Regions from separate parts of the Homo sapiens genome. Here region 2 is linked to region 1. Evidence: read pairs that join two places in POLR2A ChIA-PET (ENCODE). Cell type or tissue: OCI-LY7. All regions are shown on one strand. Links, peaks and the distances in the headings refer to the core of each region. The heading gives the core; the rest is flanking DNA.

Region 1 (4,699 bases), core at 2,172-4,671:
AGGTTGCAGTGAAGATCGCCCTACTGCACTCCAGCCTGGGCGACAAGAGCGAAACTCCCATCTCAAAAGAAAAAATAGAGTGAAATCCAGCAGCAGCATTTCCTTCAGCCCCACTCAGCCACAGAGGCACAGACCAGGGACAGTGGAAGGCTGCAGTTAACCTGGCTTGTTTTGAAGCAAGGAAAGGCAGGGAGTCGGTGTCAACCGTACATGAAGATGGTGATAAAATGACTGCCTGTGAGATTTATGCTGGGTAAGGAGGGTGAGACAGTATTTAGTTCAGAAAAGACTAGTGGAGACTGACCCAATAGGACAACACAGTATGCTGTCCATTAGTAATGGGAAAAGAATGTATAAACATGTGTCATCAGTTTTCGTTTTAGTTTTATAACACCTTATTTATGCAAACATTCGAGCACATACTATGTGCTAGAGATACAAAGATGAGGAAGAAAGTCCTTACCCACAGCTCAAAAGTCTCATGTGGGAGAGACACATAAACACAGTTGTGATGCAGTGTGGGAAGAAAAATAATAGAAACATGAGTGTGCGCAGGAAATCATGAGGTCACAAAGGAGAAATTCTTCAAGAGGAGCAGAGGTCAAAGAAAAAATCCCAAAGGAAGGGAAATCTGAGCTTACGCTTAAAAGATGAGGCATGAACCAAGGAAAAGGTGTGAAGAAAGGGCATCCAAGGCAGATGGGACAGGCCAGAGCAGGATGTGTGTCCCAGGAACTTCATGCACTCCAATCTTGCTGAGAAAAAGTGAGGCTGAAGAGTCAGGCAGGATGCGATAACAAAGCCTTACTAAGACGCCTGGGATTTAGCCTGCAGGCAGGCAGTGGGAAGGCAAACAAGTGTTCAAGCACAGGTCATGCCATCAATTTTGCATTTCAGATGGGCCACTCTGACAGCTATTGAGAAAATAGGTTTAAAAAGACGAAACAGAGGCAGACAGGCCAGGTGGAAGAGTGATGTGATCATGCAGGCAGGTGACAGATGATGAGAGCTCAAGCCAGGCAGTGGGAGTGGACAGAGAGAGACAGATCCAGGAAATAGTTAAAAGACGGAATCAGTGGGACTCCAAGGGGTAGGGGAGGTAGACGGGGAGTCAAGGAGTTGGGTGGGGGCGGTGACTACTTAGAAGGTGATGCCAACTCAGAATAAAGGAGGAAGAACAAGTTTAGAAAGAAAAGAGTTTGGCTTTAAACAGATACCATTTGAGGTGCTGGGAAATAGCCAGGTATAGATATCCAGCTTTCAGTTAAACACACAAGCCATAAGTTCAGCTGAGATTTGCACTCGAATTACAGGAAAATCAAAGACAGTATCTTCCTCAGCATTATATTTCAAGACAGTGGTCCCCAGCCTTGGCTGGGCATCAAATCACATGGGAAACTTTTAAAATTCAGATTCCCTGACCCCATCCCAATTTACAGAATCCTCCTATCTTCAAGATGGGGTGTTTTTATTCTATGGATACAGCAGTTCCCTCTTATCTGCAAGGGATATGTTCCAAGACCCCCAGTGGATGCCTGAAACCACAGATAGTAACAAACCCTGTATATAAGATGCTTTTTCCAATATGTATATACCTATGGTAAAGTTTAATTTCTACATTATACACAGTAAGAGATAAACAATAAATAATAAAACAAGATAATTATAACAATATACCATAATAAAAGTTATGGGTGGATCACAAGGTCAGGAGTTCAAGACCAGCCTGGCCAAAATGGTGAAACCCCATCTCTATTAAAAATACAAAAAAAAATTAGCCTGGTGCAGAGGCAGGTGCCTGTAATCCCAGCTACTCAATGGGCTGAGGCAGGAGAATCGCTAGAACCCGGAGGCGGGGGCAGAGATTGAAGTGAGCCGAGATCGCACCACTGCACTCCAGCCTGGGTGACAGAGTGAGACTCCATCTCAAAAACAACAACAACAACAAAAGGTATGTGAATGTGGTCTCTCTCTCTCTCTAAAAAATATCTTATCATACTCTAGTCACCTGTTTTCAGACCAAGGCTGACAGTGGGTAACTGAAGCCAGGGAAAGTGATCACAGGTGAGGGGGGACTGCTACAGTTCCAAGTACCATAAGACCAGGGAGATTTTCAAACTAAGAACGAGGATTTGAGAGTCAGATTGGATTCAAATTCTAAGCACAATCCATTAGCTTTGTGACCTCAGGCAAGTTACTTACCCTCCAAGAAGCCTCCCTTTCACCACTGGAAGGGCGCTATAAGTAGGTAAGGCCTACTTACCATGCAGGGTGACTGTGAGAATGAAAGGGTGTAATGCACAGTCCTCAGAACACAGGAACTACTCAGGAATTAGCAGCTGGTTTTTAACAGGAAAGTCTCATCACCCTATATTAATATCTACATAGCACCGCTTTTTTTTTTTTTTTTTAATCTTCTTTCTTTACCTCTACCCACTAAACTCAGAACGTAAGCTTCCGGAGACACCTGCCAGCCTGTTTATTGCCCCATCCACAGTGGACCGCCAGGCTTCTGGTGGGTTCTCCCCAAATTCAGGAATAAATGACTAAGGTTACAAAAAGAGAATATACTTTAAAAAGAATAATAATTAATCTCTTCCTGACATTTCAAAATCACTACCTATTCTAGTACTCACTGATTCTATTTTGAAGAGACTAACATTTTCTTACCCTCAGGCTCCAACAGCAAAACTTCTCCAACCTAACACTTTGTAGTGACTACAAATAGTGAGTATGAAAATCATACAGTAGCAGAGAAATGCTTATGACATAATGTGAAAACATCATTTGTATAGGTGTGTGTATACGGATACACAAAACACACATACGCAGACATATATATTTACATATATATAATCATAATTACAACTATGATTAAAAATACAGATGGAGAGAAACAAAACATACCAAAATGCTAATGGTAACTCTGGTGGTATCTGAAATATCTTATTCTGACTTTCCCAACCCCAGAGAACCAGATTGCTAGATCAGAAAAAGCAGTTACTCAGAGAGTAATCAACACTCGTGGAGCACTTCCTTTGTGTCACTCAGTGAGCCAGCAGATGTTATACACGCAATCTCATTGGTTCCTCACTGTGGAGTAAATATTACTATTATGCACAATGTACAGATGGGGTAATCAATGTTTAAAGGTTAAGCAACTTGCCCAAGGTCACACGACTAGTAAGAATGAAAAGAAATGTCAAAACCAAGTATAACTAAGCCTATGCACTTTGCTACACTAACATGTCTATACACCAGCCAAGAAAGTTTTGCATGAAGCCCTGGTTCTCAGGAGGAAACAGAAGAAACCTCATTTCCCCTTATAGTAACTCTTATATCAGCAGAGAGAGAAGTTGGTGTTACAGAAAAAAATAAAACAGGCCAGGCACGGTGGCTCACTCCTGTAATCCCAGCACTTTGGGAGGCCAAGGTGGGCAGATCACCTGAGGTCAGGAGTTCGAGACCAGCCTGGCCAACATGGTAAAACCCCATCTCTACCAAAAATAAAAAATTAGCTGGGCGTGGTGGCACATGCCTGTAGTCCCAGCTACTAGGGAAACTAAGGCAGGAGAATTGCTTGAACCCGGGAGGCGGAGGTTGCAGTGAGCCGAGATCATGCCACTGCACTCCAGCCTGGGCAACAGAGTGAGACTCCATCTCAAAAAATAAATAAATAAAATAAAATAAAATAAAATAAAATAAAACAACTAACTGTGTCTAACAAGCCTGGTTTTGAGTCCCAGATCTCCAGTGATCAGGACTTCAGAAAGTAGCTTCATCTCCCAGAATCCCAGCTTTGTTTGAAAAATGAAAATTAAAAATAATACCTAACATACACGGGAATGTTCTAAGGCTCACCTGAAAAGAATAAAAGGCAGTGTACCAGCAAGGGCTTCATCGATGACTTAAGTGCTGTGGTTGAAGACGGACGGAAACCTCTGTCAATTTACACAGACTTTCAACCACCACCCCTGCCCATGCTCCCTGTCGAATTTTGGAAAGCAGCAGCTAAGCAGAAAAAGAAATAGTGAAAAAGTATTGGGTTTCTGGAAAACAGGCAGGACAAAAGAGGGGCTTTAGCTGGTCCTCAAATATCTGTAGACAATGCGATGGGTTTAGAATACTCTGGAATCCTGGATCCTTCCTACCCAAGTGTAGTCTGAGAACCAGCAGTGTCGGCATCACTACTGACATTTCTACTGCTTGTTAGAAATGCAGGTTCCCAGGCCCTGGTCCAGCCCTGCCAAATCAGAATCTGCATTTTAACAAGAGCACCAGGTGACAATATGGAAGTGATAAACATTATACATTGTATCTTGAAAGCTGGTCTACCCTTATGATTAGATAGCTTGAACTATATATGTCAGAAGTTATAGAAATGAGTCAATAGTCAATAATAAAAATAACAATGAAGCCTAAAAATGCTCTAGCTCCAAGCCTCAATTAATGTGTGTATACCAAATTTTAAAATGACAAACTTTGATATCAAGTCAGAACTGTATACTGTTCATACAATTTTAAAAATAAGAAGTCAGTACAAACTATAGTGGGGGCTAGCCCTCCCTACAAGAGAAAAACCAGCAAAGTTTCCTCAGCAATGAAGAAAAGACTATCTGCTCTATCTCCCTCACAGGGTTAAATCAGATAGTGTATGGGAAAGAAAGCCCCTGAATGTGAAAAAAACTCTATACATGGG
Region 2 (4,699 bases), core at 1,207-3,706, 170 kb after region 1:
ACTCCTGACCTCAAGTGATCCTTCTGTCTCAGCCTCCCAAAGTGTTGGGATTACAGGCATGAGCCACCGCTCCGGCCTCTTGTTTTCCTTTGTATCTCCAGCATGTTGGCACTCCATGAATAATTGTTAAGTGAATAGATGGCTGAAAACCTCCCAACAGAGGTGTAGGGGATGAGGAAAGAAATAAGTAAATACAATGGAATACATGGAACAGTTAATGGCATATTAAGGAGACACAAATTGAAACCCCGGAGGTCATGTAGTGAAAGATGCTTGTTTAATATTTCAACAAGCTCCTCTGAGCTCAGCCCAGTTCCTACCCTCTTCAGAAAGCCTCTAGGCCTTGGGCCTCAGGCTATGGCATTTGGGGTTTCCCTGGAAAAGTGCTCTCTATCAGTGTGAATATCAGTCTACCCTGTTGTGAGCAGGACAGAGTGGAGCAGGGAGAGGGGCAGTTGAAGTTTCTACCATATCCCAGGAACATCAGGAAACCCCCTGCTCTGCAGAATCAGATGGACTCCCAGAAGGTTGGGAGTCCCATCTGTGGAGGTCTTTCACACCAGCCCACTGCCCTTCTGGAATAGGGGAGGCTTTCTCCCCAAGACACAACAACTTGTCACCACCATGGCAAGGAAGGTTCTACTCTCCAGTGGCCAAGCACATGGCTAGAAAATCTGTCTACAAAAACCTGAACTTGTCTTGAGGTCTCCCTTCCTCCACCAGTTGAGAACTCTCCCCTGGTACTATCTCTCAAACCAGTGCCTCTGGCCACATTCCCAGCCTTGCCTGGTCCTGTCCAGCCACAGCTAGAGCCTCCCGGCTAGCCTCCCACCCATCAGTGTCCCTTGTGCTCCAGTTTTTCCACTCCCCAGCCAAATCCTCATCCCTAACATCATGAAACCTGGCTTTTATGCAGCACCCCTAAGAAGGCAGGGTCTGGCTTCTGTGCCTTTCTCAGAGCCTGCCCTGGAGATTAGCATGTAATCACTGTTAAATAAAAGGACAAAACAATCACTGGATTTGCAAATTGAACAATTTGCTATCCAAGGTCTTCCTTATGGAATAATTCATTGGACAAGTACTATCAAGTGCCAGTGATATGCCACGCACTGTGCCAGATAAACCTGAAGGACAGGGTCCCTTAAATTCATGGAGCTCATGATCTCTGATCCATATCTAACACTTCCCTAAACAAATTATTTTCACAGCTCCCCAAAAACATCCATGGATCGTTCTTTACTTTTATTCAGTGCAAATGTTTATTTCAGCACCTATGATGTACTAGCATGATGCTAAACTATAGCTTTTAATTTAGTCCTCAAAAGACTCCTCCAAGGAAGGTAGCACTGGCTCCACTTTGTACCTGGGGAAAATGAGATGAGGTAACTCCCAGTTCCACATCTGCCCACTAGCAAGTGGAGTCAGCATTCCAGCCCAGGCCTGCCTCTCTTAGCGTCCAACCCTGTCCTCCTGGAGCTCTATTACCTGGCAAGAAGTATTTGACCCTCCAGGGATGGGGGCATTCCAGTCCAGATAAACACCTGGAGCCTAGCAGGCATTCACTGGTGTGGGGGGTGGGGGGCGGGGGGGCAAGAGGGGTTGGGCGCGGTGGGGGTGGCTGGGGGAGCTGTTGCATTTGACTGGGGAACTGGAAATAAAGATATTGAGAGAGAAAACCGGGAGAGATGGGAAGTTGCTGTTTGCAGAGTTTCATGAATTGCTTATCTCTACATCCCCAAACCTTAGTCCTCAGCATTTCTCATTGTCACTTCTAATAACACATTTCCTTATTTTATTATGGGACTGCTTTATACATGTTGCTGAATGGAAGCTCCCTGAAGTGCCTGGATGTTAGGTGGCTTGTCCAAGCTCCCTTGGTTAGTAGTGGGCCGGGACTAGAATCCAAGCTTACTTTCCAGATTACATAGAAGGAGGTGCAGAAGACCGGAATCTCCTCCCCCTTCCCCCCCTCCCCCCACCCCCCCCCACCCCGCCACAGCTCAACTGTGAGCTGGAGGCTGAACAAAGACAGAACTTCCTGGATCTAGATGAGTCACTGGTTTGTTCTTCCCTAGCCACCTCCAGAAAGCCATGCTGAACATGCCATTTTCCTCACTTGGACTCAGTGGTGGGGAGCCTGACCACGTCTTCTCACCTCCAAGACGGGGCAAGGAGTTGGCTAATGGCCCAGCTTCATTCCTGGGGCATCTACCTTTGAAAATGTGTGCTCCTACTTGGAGCTCTTTAGCATGACTGCTCTCTTTACACATGAGGGGACTGGGGTCCTGAATGATTGACTCACCAAAGACAAAGTCAGTCCCAGGAGAAGCGAGAGCTGGCTGAGGTCTTACAAATCCAAGTTCCTGGTATCTCCTACTCTAAAATGCTGCCGCCTCCCATTCCAGCTTATATTTTCCCCCAAACTCTCTTTGCCTCCATTTTGTCCAGGCAGTGAATCTTGAGGTACTGAGTGACAGGAAGAATGTGGAAAACAGTCAGCTTTAATCCAGCCATTCTGCTCCTAGACATTCACCCAAGAGAGGAAAAACACCTATCTTCAAAAAGACTTAGACATGTTTTTTTTTTTTGTTTTTTTTTTTTTTTTTTTTTTTGCTGTGTTTGTTTTTTAGAGACAGAGTCTTGCTCTGTCGCTCAGGCTGGAGTGTGCAGTGGTGCGATCTCAGCTCACGGCAACCTCTGCCTCCTGGGTTCAAGCAATTCTTCTGTTTCAGCCTCCTGAGTAGCTGGGATTACAAGCGTGTGCCACCATGCCCGGCAAATTTTTGTATTTTTAGTAGAGATAGGGTTTTGCCGTGTTGGCCAGGCTGGTCTTGAACTCCTGACCTCAGGTGATCTGCCTGCCTCACCCTCCCAAAGTGCTGGGATTACAGGCATGAGCCACCGCACCCGGCCTTTCTCTGTATTTTTATTTGTAATAATCAAAAACTGAAAACAGTCCAGGTGTCAACTGACAGATGAATACGCAAATTGTGGTAGATCCATGCAACAGGTTATTACTCATCAATAAAAAAGAACAAACTAGCCGGGCGCAGTGGCTCGTGCCTGTAATCCCAGCACTTTGGGAGGCTGAGGCAGGCAGATCATGAGGTCAGGGGTTCGAGACCAGCCTGACCAACATGGTGAAACGCCATCTCTACTAAAAATACAAAAATTAGCTGGACGTGGTGGCCCACACCTATAATCCCAGCTACTCGGGAGGCTGAGGCAGGAGGATCGCTTGAACCTGGGAGGCGGAGTTTCCAGTGAGCCGAGATCGCGCCACTGCACTCCAGCCTGGGCGACAAAACAAGACTCTGTCTCAAAAAAAAAAAAAAAAAAAGGAACAAACTACCGATCCATATGACCGCATGAATGAAGCTTAAGAAATTATGTTGAGTGAAAGAAGCTAGAGACAAGAGTACATGCCATATGACTCTGCTTACACGATGTTCTAGATCATGCAAAACTAGAAATCAGGTCCATGTTTGCTTGCAGGGGCTGGAAGGATAGGAAGATGCACAGAGGACAGAAGGAGAAGACGATTACTTGGAAAGGGGCATGAGGAAAGTTTTTTGGGTTCATCTTAAAAATGTTCCATATCCTGCTTTTTGGGTTTTGTTTTGTTTTGTTTTTTTGAGACAGAGTCTCTCTCTGTCGCCCAAGCTGGAGTGCAGTGACAGGATCTCGGCTTACTGCAACCTCTGCCTCCTGGGTTCAAGCAATTCTCCTGCCTCAGCCTCCTGAGTAGCTGGGATTACAGGCTCCCACCACCATGAACAGCTAATTTTTTGTATTTTTAGTAGAGACGGGGTTTCACCATGTTGGCCAGGCTGGTTTTGAACTCCTAACCTCAGGTGATCTGTCTGCCTCAGCCTCTCAAAGCACTGGGATTACAGGTGTGAGCCACTGTGCCCAGCGAAAAATGTTCCATATCTTGATAGGTGTGTAGGTTACACAGATGTAAGCATTTGTTAGAACTGACCAAATTGTACACAAGATCTGTGCACTTGGATATCATAAGTTCTAACTACATTTGAAAGATGGGGGAAAAGGTAGTACATGACTGTTGCAAAACTATATAGAAGTAAAGAAGTAAGCAAAAATTATTCCTTTTTGGGGGGCGGGGACGGAGTTTCACTCTTGTTGCCCAGGCTGGAGTGCAATGGCACAATCTCAGCTCACCACAAACTCCGCCTCCTGAGTTCCAGCAATTCTCCTGCCTCAGCCTCTGGAGTAGCTGGGATTACAGGCATGCGCCACCACGCCCGGCTAATTTTCTATTTTTAGTAGAAATGGGGTTTCTCCGTGTTGGTCATGCTGGTTTCTAACTCCAGACCTCAAGTGATCCGCCCACCTTGGCCTCCCAAAGTGCTGGGATTACAGGCGTGAGCCACCGCACCCGGCCAGCAAAAATTATTCTTATTTCCCCATATTCAAATTTCACATCTCTGAGTTAACTGCTATTCATTCTTTCATGCAATAACCTTCCAGAGACCTTTTCTGGGCATATATGAATGTAATTCTGTGTAATGGGCTCACCCTGTACCTCACACTGTAACTGGCAATGGGAGAGGAAGAAGCTACAAAATTGAAAACAGCCGTTTCTGAATCTCAACAATTTCCTGTTCTTCTGTTTTAATATTAACTATTTTTCCATGTTAGAGCCCTCAGAAAGATTTTGTGGATGCCACTAATGGGT

What was found. ChIA-PET counts read pairs that join two places held together with the same protein. Peaks named below come from ENCODE experiments on the same cell type or tissue, not always from the same donor. Only the 100,000 strongest peaks of a DNase experiment are listed, where the experiment ranks them.
Region 2: POLR2A ChIA-PET joins it to region 1 with 7 read pairs; 4 of 35 experiments call an interaction of 5 or more read pairs at or near these places.

What each region holds. Positions count from the first base shown.
Region 1 is chr2:207,616,780-207,621,478 of GRCh38, forward strand. All of the region lies in intron 3 of METTL21A (methyltransferase 21A, HSPA lysine), which reads right to left. Among named protein-coding and RNA genes, the nearest start is that of METTL21A, 6.3 kb to the right of the region's middle. RefSeq lists an enhancer at 3,034-3,123. In OCI-LY7, for the core only: no CTCF peak of the experiment used is centred there; DNase peaks (open chromatin) are centred at 3,042 and 3,302; H3K4me3 peaks cover 1,538 bases; H3K27ac peaks cover 2,025 bases.
Region 2 is chr2:207,790,318-207,795,016 of GRCh38, forward strand. No RefSeq gene overlaps it. Among named protein-coding and RNA genes, the nearest start is that of FZD5, 23 kb to the left of the region's middle. In OCI-LY7, for the core only: no CTCF peak of the experiment used is centred there; no DNase peak of the experiment used is centred there.